Linked DNA regions of Homo sapiens: region 2 is linked to region 1. The links are chromatin contacts, found by Hi-C or POLR2A ChIA-PET in ENCODE. All regions are on one chromosome and are shown on one strand. The core of a region is the stretch at or near the end of the contact, and the rest is flanking DNA. Distances in the headings are between cores, read along the strand shown. Region 1 overlaps TGFBR2 (transforming growth factor beta receptor 2). Region 2 overlaps CMTM7 (CKLF like MARVEL transmembrane domain containing 7).

Region 1 (6,136 bases), core at 1,897-4,396:
AGTTTAGACATTTTCACAATCATGGTTTCCCAACAGCAGAACAGGCTTCCTTTTCTGTAAGCACCAAGTGAAGTTCAGGAGAGGCTGGATGACCATATGTCAAATAGAATGCAGGAAAGATTGAGACACCAGACTAGATGGCCTCAAAGCTTCCTTCCGTGGTTTCTTAAATATCTACGGTGGTGTGAGCACTTGCTTTTGCAACCCAAAAAGGCTCTTTTAATTAAGATTTTTGTTTTCCTGACCAGTAATACAAGCCCAAATCATTAAATGTGAATCAAGTCTCTCTAGAATAGAGGCTTTGCTAGCCTCAAAAAAATGTGAGCATGTCGAAGAGAGGAGGCCTCCCTGTCTTTTCTGTGTCCCAGCTATAAAGGGTAAATACAATGAACATTATTTTGACCTGTGCTGGCCAAAGAAAATTCTCCCGTGAAGCCAGGGGTGTTGATAATGAGAAGGGGAAGTATAGGGTACGCTATAGTGCCCTCCTTGATCCTCCTTCATGACCAAGGCACTCATTCCCTGGGAGTGTTGGCTGTTGAAGGATCACTGCTGAGCCTTCCCTCCAGTGATGGGAGCTGCCTCATTCACGTTGGACACTTTTCATGGGTAGCCATCATCCCATGGCTAGTTGATGCAGAGAAACAAATTCCTGGTTATTTTGCCATAATGTGGTACATCTTTGAAGGACATCCCATTTTCAGAGTTTCCAAGGCATTCACTGAGGCCTTTGCTGCAACCTGCATTATAGTTTAGCTTTTTCCTTCTGTGCAATACTGTTGCCTTTAGTCGCTTACAGATGCATCTCCAAAAACCTCCTGCACAGAACTCTCACAGCCTCAAGGTCTGTTTCCAGGAAACCTAAACTAAGACAGGAGGCTATTGTAAAAATAGCCAGTGTGGAAACTGAAAGGCTCTACTATGATTGTAGATTTCAGTGTTGTTGTTTTTTTAATCAGTTTTAGTGTTTTTTCATTCATTCATTCATTCATTCATTCATTTAACTAATGTCAGTTGTGTGCCCATTCCATATAAAATGCTTAAGCTGCCTCCAAGGATAGAAATATTTTATAACCAAAATTATTATTATTATTATTTTTAAATTGAGAGGGAGTCTCCCACTGTTGCCCAGGCTGGAGTGCAATGGCGTGATCTGGGCTCACTGCAACCTCTGCCTCCCGGGTTCGTGCGATTCTCCTGCTTCAGCTTCCTGAGTAGCTGTGATTACAGGTGCACACCACCATCACGTGGCTAATTTTTTGTATTTTTAGTAGAGATGGGGTTTCACTGTGTTGGCCAGGCTGGTCTCGAACTCCTGACCTTGTGATCCGCCTGCCTCGGCCTCTGAAAGTGCTTAGATTACAGGCATGAGCCACCGTGCCCAGCCTCCAAAATTAATTTTATCATGTTGGTTCTTCTTTCAGTGGAAATTGACAACCTCTTCAGTGGCTCAGAGCAAATGTTGCAGGACAAAAAAAGAAGTCCGTATTTACTTCTTTGTATTTACCTTTCCTATGCTCAGCTATATCCAAAAAGAGTTTGAAAAGTTAGCTGTGCCTGGCTGTTACAGGAGTGAGTGGAGAAAGCAGTTAAGGGCTTTACCAGGTCTCAAGTATTACAGTTGTTTTCTCTCTGTGATGTTAGTTCTCTCAGTAGCTAAGAGGTAGAAAACCGGAGGCTCTGGAAGAGCTGCCCAATAATTATAGAGCAGCTTTCTTTCATGGCTCACAGTTCCTTCTTAGGCCTCTATAAGCGTCACAAGGAAAAGAGACCATGCCTTTCTGTGGGCACAGCATACCTTCGTTTTATTACCCAAACCAAAAACAACCTACACACACACACACACACACACACACACACACACACACACACAAAACTGTGGGGGCAGGGAGGAAGGTGTTCTTGTTCCATGACTACAGCTGATTTGAAGACTGCCAAGTAGCTTTGGGGTTAAAGATGGGTAGATTTCCAAATTATACATCATTTGTTGTATGATCATGCCAACTTTCATTTAGTTTCATTTGGTGTCCTGATAGCCACCCTCAACCAATTATTCTGCTTGTCACTCTTCCTGTCACAGCAGGGACCAACTTAGCAAAGCCTTGCTCCTCTTGTGTCTTTCGGAATTCTAGTTTAAGAACCCTTGAGCCCCTTCACAAGCAGACACATGTACCTCCACTGGAGTCAACTCTGGGCTGCATGGATGTTGACACTGGCACCATTCCTGCCTGGATTGTCCTAACCCATACCCTTGCCCTTATCCCTTTGTCAACATATTGTCCTTTAATGTCCTTGACTTAAGCACTAAAAAAGTGGTATTGGTCAAAGTTGCTCTTTCTCTCATGGGGATGGCCCCGCATCTTTTATAGGTGCAAGCTGTGTCTTAGCTGCTTCTTGCTTCTAGCCTGCCTTCCGTTTTCCTTGCTGTGAGCAGTGAGCCTTTGTGCATGGGGCAGGGAGGATTAGGGGAAAATTGGTGAGTGAGTACATGCATGCATTGGCTCATGTGTGCACTCAGAATCTTCATAGAAGATTACTCTAGCAAAACTGACTGGACCAGATTAGCCCTTCCTTCCGCTCCCTCTCTAGACAGAGAGAATGCGATTCAAGACAACAGGTATTTTGCATCTAAAAAGGACAGAGGTGAAAGGGTGGATGTCAGACTAGCCTTGTTGGACAGTCATCCAAGATAGTATGTTCATGAGGGAGCAGAGGGAGGTAGATAGAGAGGTGATACCCTTTTCCAAGAGAGCCAAAATGTTCTTTTGTTCAATTATAATAGTGGGCATTAATCATGTTGTTTAAAAATCTAATGTACACTGACGGCCAATTGAGCATTTCCTAGGGCCCAAGGAAAATGCTATGTGAGAAATTCTCTGAGCCCTGGGCTAAATTAGTCTTCAAATATGTGCTATGAAGTGATACTGTCAAAGTAGTTAGTTTATGACAGCATAAAATATTTCATTGAACTGTAAATGAAGAACACCCTGACATCCCTTTCCATTTCTTTTATTTATTTGTTTTTTTTGTTTGTTTGTTTTTTCTGAATTGCTCCTTTCTGTAATTTGGGAAAGACTGCAGTTCTTTATCTGCGATGTTTCTTCCCGTTTTTCTCAGCAGAACCAGCTGTTGACAAGGAGTATACCCTTTACACGCAATGCTCTGGGGCCCAGCAAACAAAAAAAAGAGGAACTGTGACTATTTCCCCAGGCATGCTCTTTGAAAACAGTATAGCTAGACAGGACAGATTTTGCCACTTAAACTAGGGGTGTGATGTGAGGTTTGCATTACATTCAGGATGGAAGATTTAAAATTATCCTGAGTACCTAGGAATGTTCTTTTTTTCCATGTCTTCCCCTTTAATGATTTAATTAAGACTTAAATATGTAAAGTTCTCCACCAGGACTGCCCCGTGGAACGCTGTCTGCTCCAGGTGATGTTTATAATCACAAATGGGTTCCAAGAATAAACAAAGGAAAAACAGAAAAGAGTAGAAAAGCATAGGAGACTATAGGACAGCCTGCGAATGCTGGAGAACAGGAACCAGCTGCCGTTGTTAGGAACAACTTCATGAAGGAAAAGTATTCCAGATTGCCTTTCTGTCTGGAGGCCATATTATTCATTTATTCTCTTTCTCTCTCTCCCTCTCCCCTCGCTTCCAATGAATCTCTTCACTCTAGGAGAAAGAATGACGAGAACATAACACTAGAGACAGTTTGCCATGACCCCAAGCTCCCCTACCATGACTTTATTCTGGAAGATGCTGCTTCTCCAAAGTGCATTATGAAGGAAAAAAAAAAGCCTGGTGAGACTTTCTTCATGTGTTCCTGTAGCTCTGATGAGTGCAATGACAACATCATCTTCTCAGAAGGTGAGTTTTCTTCTCTTAAGGGTGTGGGACCTGAGATCTGTGCCAATTTTTTGTATCCTTGGTCTGCAGTGTCATAGAGCACATTCCTCCTGTGGTGGATTGCATACAGTGGATTAGGAGCTCATTCAGCTGGTGGAAAGAGGGGCTTGGGGAGTAGCAGGGTTTGTTCTGGTTCTCATCAAATATGGTTGACTGGGGCAAACATTATTATTTGTCTTTGACAAATAGTTTCTTTCACCTAGAGCAGTGTTTCTCAAAGTGCGGCCTCTTGAGCAGCCAGCATCAGTATCACCTGGGAACCTGTTATAAATGCAGATTCTCAGGCCCCACTAAATGAGAAACATAGAGGGTGAACCCCAGCTATCTGTATTTTAACAAGCCCTCCCAGTAATTCTGTGCAGCTAAAATTTGGTAACTATTGTTCTAAAGATTTGGATGGGGTTGTTTAATCTTGGAGGAGGACTTTCTTTATAACTGATGTTGTTTCTTGTACATAGTCCCAGGATTTGTCTTTAGGGTACTTGTCATCGATCCCATTTGAGAGAAACATTGCAATACAGAGAGGAAATAATAAGCCAAAGTTTACCCCTAGAGCCAGGAGAAGAGTAGATTAGATACTAGCCTCCATCTTTGAAGTTCAGCGTTTACTCAGCTTGAAAGGAAGGCATACACTATTCCCTCAATTTTTAATAAGAAGAGAATTCAGTGGTTTTTAATTACAAAAGTAGTATATGCTCGTCATCAAAAATTTCAAACAATCCAACAGTGTGTGAAAATTAAAAATGAAAGTACATTTTCGTCCTCCCCTCACTCCCAATGCAACAGATCATCTGTATTGACAATGTATTAGATGCACACACGTCTCTATCATTCATTCATATTATCTCCCACTCCATCCTCTCTCCCAATCTCTCCCTGTCTTCCTTTCTCTTTCCCTCCTTTCATCCATCTGTCCATCCTTCCATCCACTCATCCATCTTTCAGTACAACTATCTGATCATACTATAAATATTATTTTGCAACACTTTTTTATACCCAACCACTTTTACAATTCCTTCTAAACAAGATAGAACACATAGATATACTGTACATCTTTTAATTTAGTCTCGAATTTCATATTATCTCCCACGATGGATCTTATCATGTCCCTGTTGATGGATTGTCTTCAGTTTTTCCACTTAATGCTACATTGAATATCTTTGTAAAAATATCTCATGCATTTGTGCTAATATTTCTGCAAGGCAGATTGCCAGAAGTGAAATTTCTAGATTAGAAATATGTGTATTTTAAATTTGAATAAGCACTACTAAACTATTCTCCTCCTGAAAAGGATGTAAGCATATGGATTTCCGTGTACCTTCTCCAACACTGGGAATGGATAAGTCTTTTAATTTTACCAGCGTGGTAGTGTAAATGTTAGTTTAGTCAACAATAGGTCTGATTTAATTAAAAAATCTTTTTGAAATACAAATGCTGGCTCTACACCCTATCTCTGCGGCCATGTGCATTCCACCTGCGAGAAGCTATGTGTCCTCGTGTTTCGTGTTTGGTGCTCAGTAGCACTGCAGATCCAGCTTGTTCTCTTCCTGTGTCCTTCACCTACTGCCATTCTCCCTATCTTCCTGTCCAACATCCCCCAGGCCAACTTCTCAGTGAACTGAAGGCAGGCATGCACATCTTGTCAGGGCAACGCTTTCCAGATTACTCTTCCTTCCTATGTTCTCATCCTCATCCTGTAAATGGTCCATTTCTCTCGTTTTCTTTTCTGGTTGTTTTTTTTTTTTTTTTTTTTTTGACGGAGTCTCACTCTGTCGCCCAGGCTGGAGTGCAATGGCACGATCTTGGCTCACTGCAACCTCTGCCTCCCAGGTTCAAGTGATCCTCCTGCCTCAGCCTCCTGAGTAGGTGGGACTGCAGGAGTGTGCCACCATACCCAGCTAATCTTTGTATTTTTAGTAGAGACGAGTTTCACCATGTTCGTCAGTCTGGTCTCGAACTCCTGACCTCAGGTGAATAACCTGCCTTGGCCTCCCAAAGTGCTAGAATTACAGGCATGAACCACTGTGCTTGGCCTCATGTTCTTTATGTGATTTGAGTTAGGAGGGAAATCTAAATAGTTTAATCACATGAAACATGGTAACACCTGATATTCTGACTTACCAGGTCAGCTTTCTTCAAGTAGATCACCTTTTAAAAGAAGGCCTAGGCTAAGCCAAAGGAATTAATCTCTGACAGTAGAATACCCAGGCATGTTTACTAGCATTG
Region 2 (6,309 bases), core at 774-3,273, 1.8 Mb after region 1:
TCCTTCCAAAAAATCATGTCTTCTTTCTAGTAAGAATTCTGACAGAATGGAGTCAGAAAGGACACAGGTTCCAGGGAGTGATGTTTCTTATCTGGAATTCTAATTCCAGTGATTCTGTGGTATCATGGCTGGTCTGTGGGACCCTTGCTTTGAGTTGAGGGCTCTTGCAGTGTTACTTTTAAACCCCTGGACATGGCTGGGCACCGTGGCTCACACCTGTAATCCCAGCACTTTGGGAGGCTGAGACGGGTGGATCACTTGAGGTCAGGAGTTCGAGACCAGCCTGACCAATATGGTGAAACCCTGTCTCTACTAAAAATATAAAAATTAGCCGGCCGTGGTGGTGCACACCTGTAGTCCCAGCTACTCAGGAAGCTGAGGCAGGAGAATCGCTTGAACCCAGAAGGCAGAGGTTGCAGTGAGTGGGGATAGCGCCACTGCACTCCAGCCTGGGTGACAGAGTGAGACTCTGTCTCAAAAGAAAAAAATAGGCCGGGCGCGGTGGCTCACGCCTGTACTCTCGACACTTTGGGAGGCCAAGGCATGCAGATCGCAAGGTCAGGAGATCGAGACTCTCCTGGCCAACATGGTGAAACCCTGTCTCTACTAAAAATACAAAAATTAGCTGGGCATGGTGGCGCATACATGTAATCCCAGCTACTTGTGAGGCTGAGGTAGGAGAATCCCTTGAACCAGGGAGGTGGAGGTTGCAGTGAGCTGAGATGTTGCCACTGCACTCCTGCCTAGCGACAGAGTGAGACTCCATCTCAAAAAAATAAAATAAATAAAATAAACCCCTGGACATTTATGTTAGATATTTTATTTTTATGACAGTTCAATATAAAAGAACAAACCGTTACGAGAGGAGCTAGAAGGCACCTTAAGAGGCAAGTGAACCCTTTGGACAGCATCACTTTGAAGTTACTCTACACAGAAACATCTGTCTTCCAGGAGCCTCCCAGCTGCTTCACTCCGTCCTGAAGTCAGAACCCCTACCTCCAGTCCTCTCTGAATTCAGGCGTGTTTGTGCATTTGCTTTTCTAACTGGGAACACGAAGACACCTGAGAGGGTTGGAGCTGGCGGGAGGAGGGCAGGGATAAACACCCCAGCGCCTTTTCCCCACTATTGTCTTGTTCTTTCTTCCACTTCACCTTTGCTTTCTTTTTTAACTTGTATATTAAGTTCAGGGGTACTTGTGTAGGTTTCTTATATGGTAAACTTGTGTCATGGGAGGGGGTTGTTGTACAGATTATTTTGTCACCCAGGAATTAAGCTTCTAAATAATTCAGGGGGCCCCAGCATTTGCAGAAGTTACCTACTGGCTTTAGAAGAATTTCTGAAAAGTTTGATGTCAGTCAAATCTTTTTTTTTTTTTTAACTTAATATGCTGGCTAAGATGCTGGCTATTTAAAGTTGGAATGAATGAATCCCTGGGCAAAAAGGAAGCTTTTAGGAGCACGCATAAGCACACACCATACTCTGGCTAAATTAGATTTTCTAAAATTGGGCTTTCCTAAAGAAAGTCATATGGTAGATGGCCATAGGCCCAGTGAACCGAATTCAGAAAGTGTTATTTCATGAGCAAGTTTCCCAGAAAGGTTCGAGATGTTTCTGATAGAGCAGGAATGTACTTCCTACTACACAGTACTCAGCCCTGGAGGCTCAGAGCAGGAAGACCTGACCTGCACAGGCCCCTTTTGTTGGCTGGGAAACTTCCACATCCCTGTGTCACCATGAAAAAGAGCTAACTTTGTCTTCAACGACGAGTTGGAAAATTATTTTAATCTCTGCATTAAACTAGATGCAAAATTGCCTCTCTACCTAGGAATCACGCTGCATAATCCCACATTATCTGCATTTTCAGTCATGCCTTGAATAATGATACTTGAGTTCTTGAGGAGGTCATTGTGGGGCTGGGAAGACCCCTAGACTTCCCCATGTAGATGTGGCCTGGAAGTAAGACTAACGTAGCAGCAAAGCCCTGGCGATCATGCACACTCCTGAGTAAGGCAGAGGTGTGAATCATTATATCACCATGGCTGGCTAGCTTCAGAGGAACCGAAAAAATGAAAACACTTGCGTTGCTCATTAGCAAAGGGAAATACACAAATGTTGAGGGACTCTTTGTGTCACAGCCACACTCTTCTGTTTCGATCTGGTAAGCAGAGCACTCTCCATACCTGCTTCAAGCTTCCAGCTGAGAGTTCTCTTTTAGCTGTTGTACCTATTGCTGAGGATCTTGATAGTGGGCTAGCAACAAGGGGCTTTAGAAAATAAGAGCATTTCAGCATCAACTGTTTTAACTGGAGTAAGATCCATTTTGTGATTTGATTTGATTTTTATTTTTTTAGAGACAGACTTTCACTCTGTCTTGCAGGCTGGAGTGCAGTGACGTGATAATAGCTCACTGCAACCTCAACCTCCTAGGCTCAATTGATCCTCCCACCTCAGCCTCCCAAGTTGCTGAGACCACAGGTGCATGCCACCACGCCCAGCTAGTTTTTGTATTTTTTGTAGAGACAGGGTCTTGCTTGTTGCCCAGGCTGGTCTCAAACTCCTGGCTTCAGGTGATCCACCCGCCTTGGCCTCCCAAAGTGCTGGGATTGCAGGCGTGAGCCTGGGATGCCAGGCATGCACCAGGCCCCATTTTGTGATTTAATTCTCATTGTAGACTGACATTTTCTATAGCAGAATTTTTCAACAGTAGTACTGTAGTTGAGGGGCCACATTTGGGGCTGGAGATGGGTAACTCTTTACTATGGGAGCTCTCCTATTTATTGCAGGGTGCTTAGCAGCACCCTGGGCCTCTACCCACTAAATGCCAGTAGCAACCCCCATCCCCGCAAATTGTGTAAACCAAAAATATATACACACATTGCCAAATGTCCCATAGGACACAAAATCATATACCCATACGCTAACACACCCATACACTAACACCACACGCATACACACACACACACACACACACACACACACACACACTTTAAGACTCGCTGCTCTGGCCAGGCGTGGTGGCTCACACCTGTAATCACAGCACTTTGGGGAGCTGGGGCAGGCAGATTACTTGAGTTCAGGAGTTTAAGACCAGTCTGGCCAACATGGTGGAACCCCCTCTCTACTAAAAATGCAAAAATTAGCTGGGCATGGTGGTGCATACCTGTAGTCCCAGCTACTCTGGAGGCTGAGGCAAGAGAATCGCTTGAATCTCGTAGGCAGAGTTGCAGTGAGCCAAGATCATGCTACTGCACTCCAGCCTGGGCAACAGAGTGAGACTCCATCTCAAAAAAAAAAGAATCACTCCTCCATAGGAGAGAGGCAGTGTATAAAATAATCTTTTTTCTAAATTGGTTGTGCATTTTAAATAGATTCCTGGCTGGAAACAATGGCTTACGTCCATAATCCCAGCACTTTGGGAGGCCAAGGCAGGGGGATTGCTTGAGCTCAGGAGTTTGAAACCAGCCTGGGCCACATGGCAAAACCCCGTCTCTACTACAAATATGAAAATTAGCCAGGCATGATGGCACACGCCTGTAATCCTAGCTACTTGAGAAGCTAAGGTGGGAGGATGACTTGAGCCCAGGAAGCAGAGGTTGCAGTGAGCTGAGATTGGTTCACTGCACTCCTGCCTGGGGAACAGAGCCAGACTCTATCTCAGAAAAACAAAAACTAAATAACTAAATAAATAAGTAGATTCTAAGATTTTACACACATTGAATCCCGTGTGTTACTGGTTTGTTCCCTACATGGAGTAGACAGGTTTTCTCTTTGGCCTTCACGGAAGCTCAGACTGTTACTCATTCTACTTTCTTGTACTCATGCATTGCTAATAGTTTTCATCTGGTTATTAATTCAGTAGCAGGCCGTTAAGCATGTTCACTCGTGCTGAGATATTTCTTAGTGAGCTCTCACCACATGCCCTGATGGTGAGCAGCCTCACCTCTTAAACAGGATTCCTGCATGGTTGAGAACCCGTCCACCTTTCTCGGCTTGTTATGATCAGAGCTTACACTTTTGGGAGGTAGAACTGCATCTGACATGGAGGAACATGGTCCTTAGAGTCAGACAGACCTGGATTCAAATCCCACTTCTGCTTACAAGCCAGATAGCCTTGGACTGATGATTGAACCTGCATGCCTCCGTTTCCCCTTATGAACATGGGGATGATTTTGTCTACCTGGCAGGGTTCTGCATGGCCTTAGCGAGATCACGTATGTCAGACATCAGTAAATGGTAACTTGTTATCTGTCAGTTGATAGCTGTAAGGTATGAATTACCATCTTTGTAGGTCAAAAACCATCAAATATTGGCAACTTCGTACAATTGGGCCTAATATGTAAACCCCAGGTCACCATCACGCTGTCCTCTTTGCTCTATGGATATCCAGCAGATGAAAGGGATGGTTCTGCTTTGTTATTTTCTTGTTTTCCTGCTTCTTCTGAGGGGGCTTCCCGCTGGCACAATCTAACAAACTTCAGAGAGGACGAAGTCAGTCTCTGCTGTCATCAGTGTTCACAGACAGTAGTTTCAAAGTGTGTACCACATGAAGTTGCAGTCTTCCAACCTTCCAGCCAGTGTGTATGGAAATAACCTGAATTGTATTAATAGCAGTTCTTCAATGTGGGCCTGCTGGGGGATGCTTGGTTGTTTTCCGTTGTTTGTTCCCTGGGTGCCCGTCTTGGGCAAGCATTTCTCTGATGTCTCTATTTATGTGGCAGGTCACCCTGCTGATTGCCTTCATCTGTGTGCGGAGCTCCCTGTGGACCAACTACAGCGCCTACAGCTACTTTGAAGTGGTCACCATTTGCGACTTGATAATGATCCTCGCCTTTTACCTGGTCCACCTCTTCCGCTTCTACCGCGTGCTCACCTGTATCAGCTGGCCCCTGTCGGTAAGAGAGTGGTCTGGCCCTGTCCTCCGCATGCACAAGTCAGGATGTTAGCTAGAGTACTGAGACCTGACAGAGTTTTTCCCGTCTGCCCATCTCACCTCTTTAACCATTCTTTGCTGCCTCTGCCCTGAATTTCCTATTGTTTGGTGGACATCTCTGCTTGATGTCCTGCTGGTTTTTAAAACTCACTTTCCAGCTACAAGAAGGCTGTGGCTGGCCGGGCGCGGTGGCTCACGCTGGTAATCCCAGCACTTTGGGAGGCTGAGGCGGGCGGATCACGAGGTCAGGAGTTCGAGACCACGGTGAAACCCCGTCTCTACTAAAAAATACAAAAAATCAGCCGGGCGTGGTGGCGGGTGCCTGTAGTCCCAGCTACTCAGAGAGGCTGAGGCAGGAGAATGGCGTGAACCCGGGAGGCGGAGCTTGCAGTGAGCCGAGATCGAGCCACTGCACTCCAGCCTGGGTGACAGAGCGAGACTCCTCTCAAAAAAAAAAAAAAAAAAAAAAAAAAAAAGAAGAAGGCTGTGGCTATTGCCCCATGCTTACTTTCTCAAGCAACAGAGAATGGCTGTGTGTGTATGAGTTGGGAAAAGGAACACGGAAGGAAATTGTAGGTGAAGATGATGGGTATTGATGCTGTTGTGAGGATTGAATGATAGGATTTTCTGGCTAAAAGAGACTAGTGGGGGCTGAGGAGACAGTCAGAAGTTGCCAGACTTTTTCTTCCCACTGTATTATTTTTTAAAGCTTCATTGAGATGCAGTTCATATGCCGTATTGTTCACCCATTTCAAGGGTACAATTCAATGGAGTTTAGTATATTTCCAGAGTTGTCCAACCATTACTACAGTCAACTTGAGAACATTTTCATCATTTCAGAAAGAAATTCCATACCTTTTAGCTGTCACCTCCCTACCACTCATCCCTCCAGTCCTAAGCAATCACTAATCTTCTGTCTCTAAAATTTTTCTACTCTGAACGTCTCATGTAAATGGAATTGTATATGTGGTCTTTTGTAACTGGCATCTTTCACTTAGCTGAATGTTTTCATGGTTCATCCATGTTGTAGCAGGTATCAGTATTTCATTCCTTTTTTTCTTTTTAGAGACAGGGTCTCACTCTGTCACCCAGGCTAGAGTGCAGTGACGTGATCGCGACTCACTGCAGCCTCAACCTCCCAGGCTCAGGTGATCTTCCCACCTCAGCCTCCCGAGTAGCTGAGACTACAGGTGCATGCCACCACACCTGGATAATTTTTGTGTTTTTTTTTTTACAGAGATGAGGTTTCATTGTGTTGCCCAGGCTGGTTTCAAACTCCTGGCCTTAAGCAATCCTCCCACTTTGGCCTCCCAAAGTGCTGGGATTACAGACATGAGCCACCATGCCAGCCTTTTTATAACCAAATTTTATTCCATTG

Evidence for each region. Hi-C counts contacts between places; a loop is a spot of excess contacts on that map. ChIA-PET counts read pairs that join two places held with the same protein, here RNA polymerase II (POLR2A). Pooled maps may share reads with other maps.
Region 2: a map with no recorded cell type shows a loop between it and region 1 (5-fold over the local background). The contact joins two enhancer-like sites. A Hi-C loop is called at or near these places in 1 of 168 maps with a recorded cell type or tissue (CD4-positive, alpha-beta T cell), 8 of 37 single-sample maps with no recorded cell type and 8 of 50 pooled maps. POLR2A ChIA-PET finds 5 or more read pairs at or near these places in 1 of 52 experiments (activated B cell).

The regions. Positions count from the first base shown.
Region 1 is chr3:30,646,590-30,652,725 of GRCh38, forward strand. TGFBR2 (transforming growth factor beta receptor 2) reads left to right here. Exons shown (of 7, transcript NM_003242.6): 3 at 3,681-3,871. Among named protein-coding and RNA genes, the nearest start is that of TGFBR2, 43 kb to the left of the region's middle. Within about 2 kb of position 3,147, at least 5 of the 41 ENCODE cell types and tissues checked have a DNase peak (open chromatin) inside an H3K27ac peak, as active enhancers do.
Region 2 is chr3:32,437,121-32,443,429 of GRCh38, forward strand. CMTM7 (CKLF like MARVEL transmembrane domain containing 7) reads left to right here. Exons shown (of 5, transcript NM_138410.4): 2 at 4,720-4,893. Among named protein-coding and RNA genes, the nearest start is that of CMTM7, 48 kb to the left of the region's middle. RefSeq lists an enhancer at 1-176. Within about 2 kb of position 2,024, at least 8 of the 41 ENCODE cell types and tissues checked have a DNase peak (open chromatin) inside an H3K27ac peak, as active enhancers do.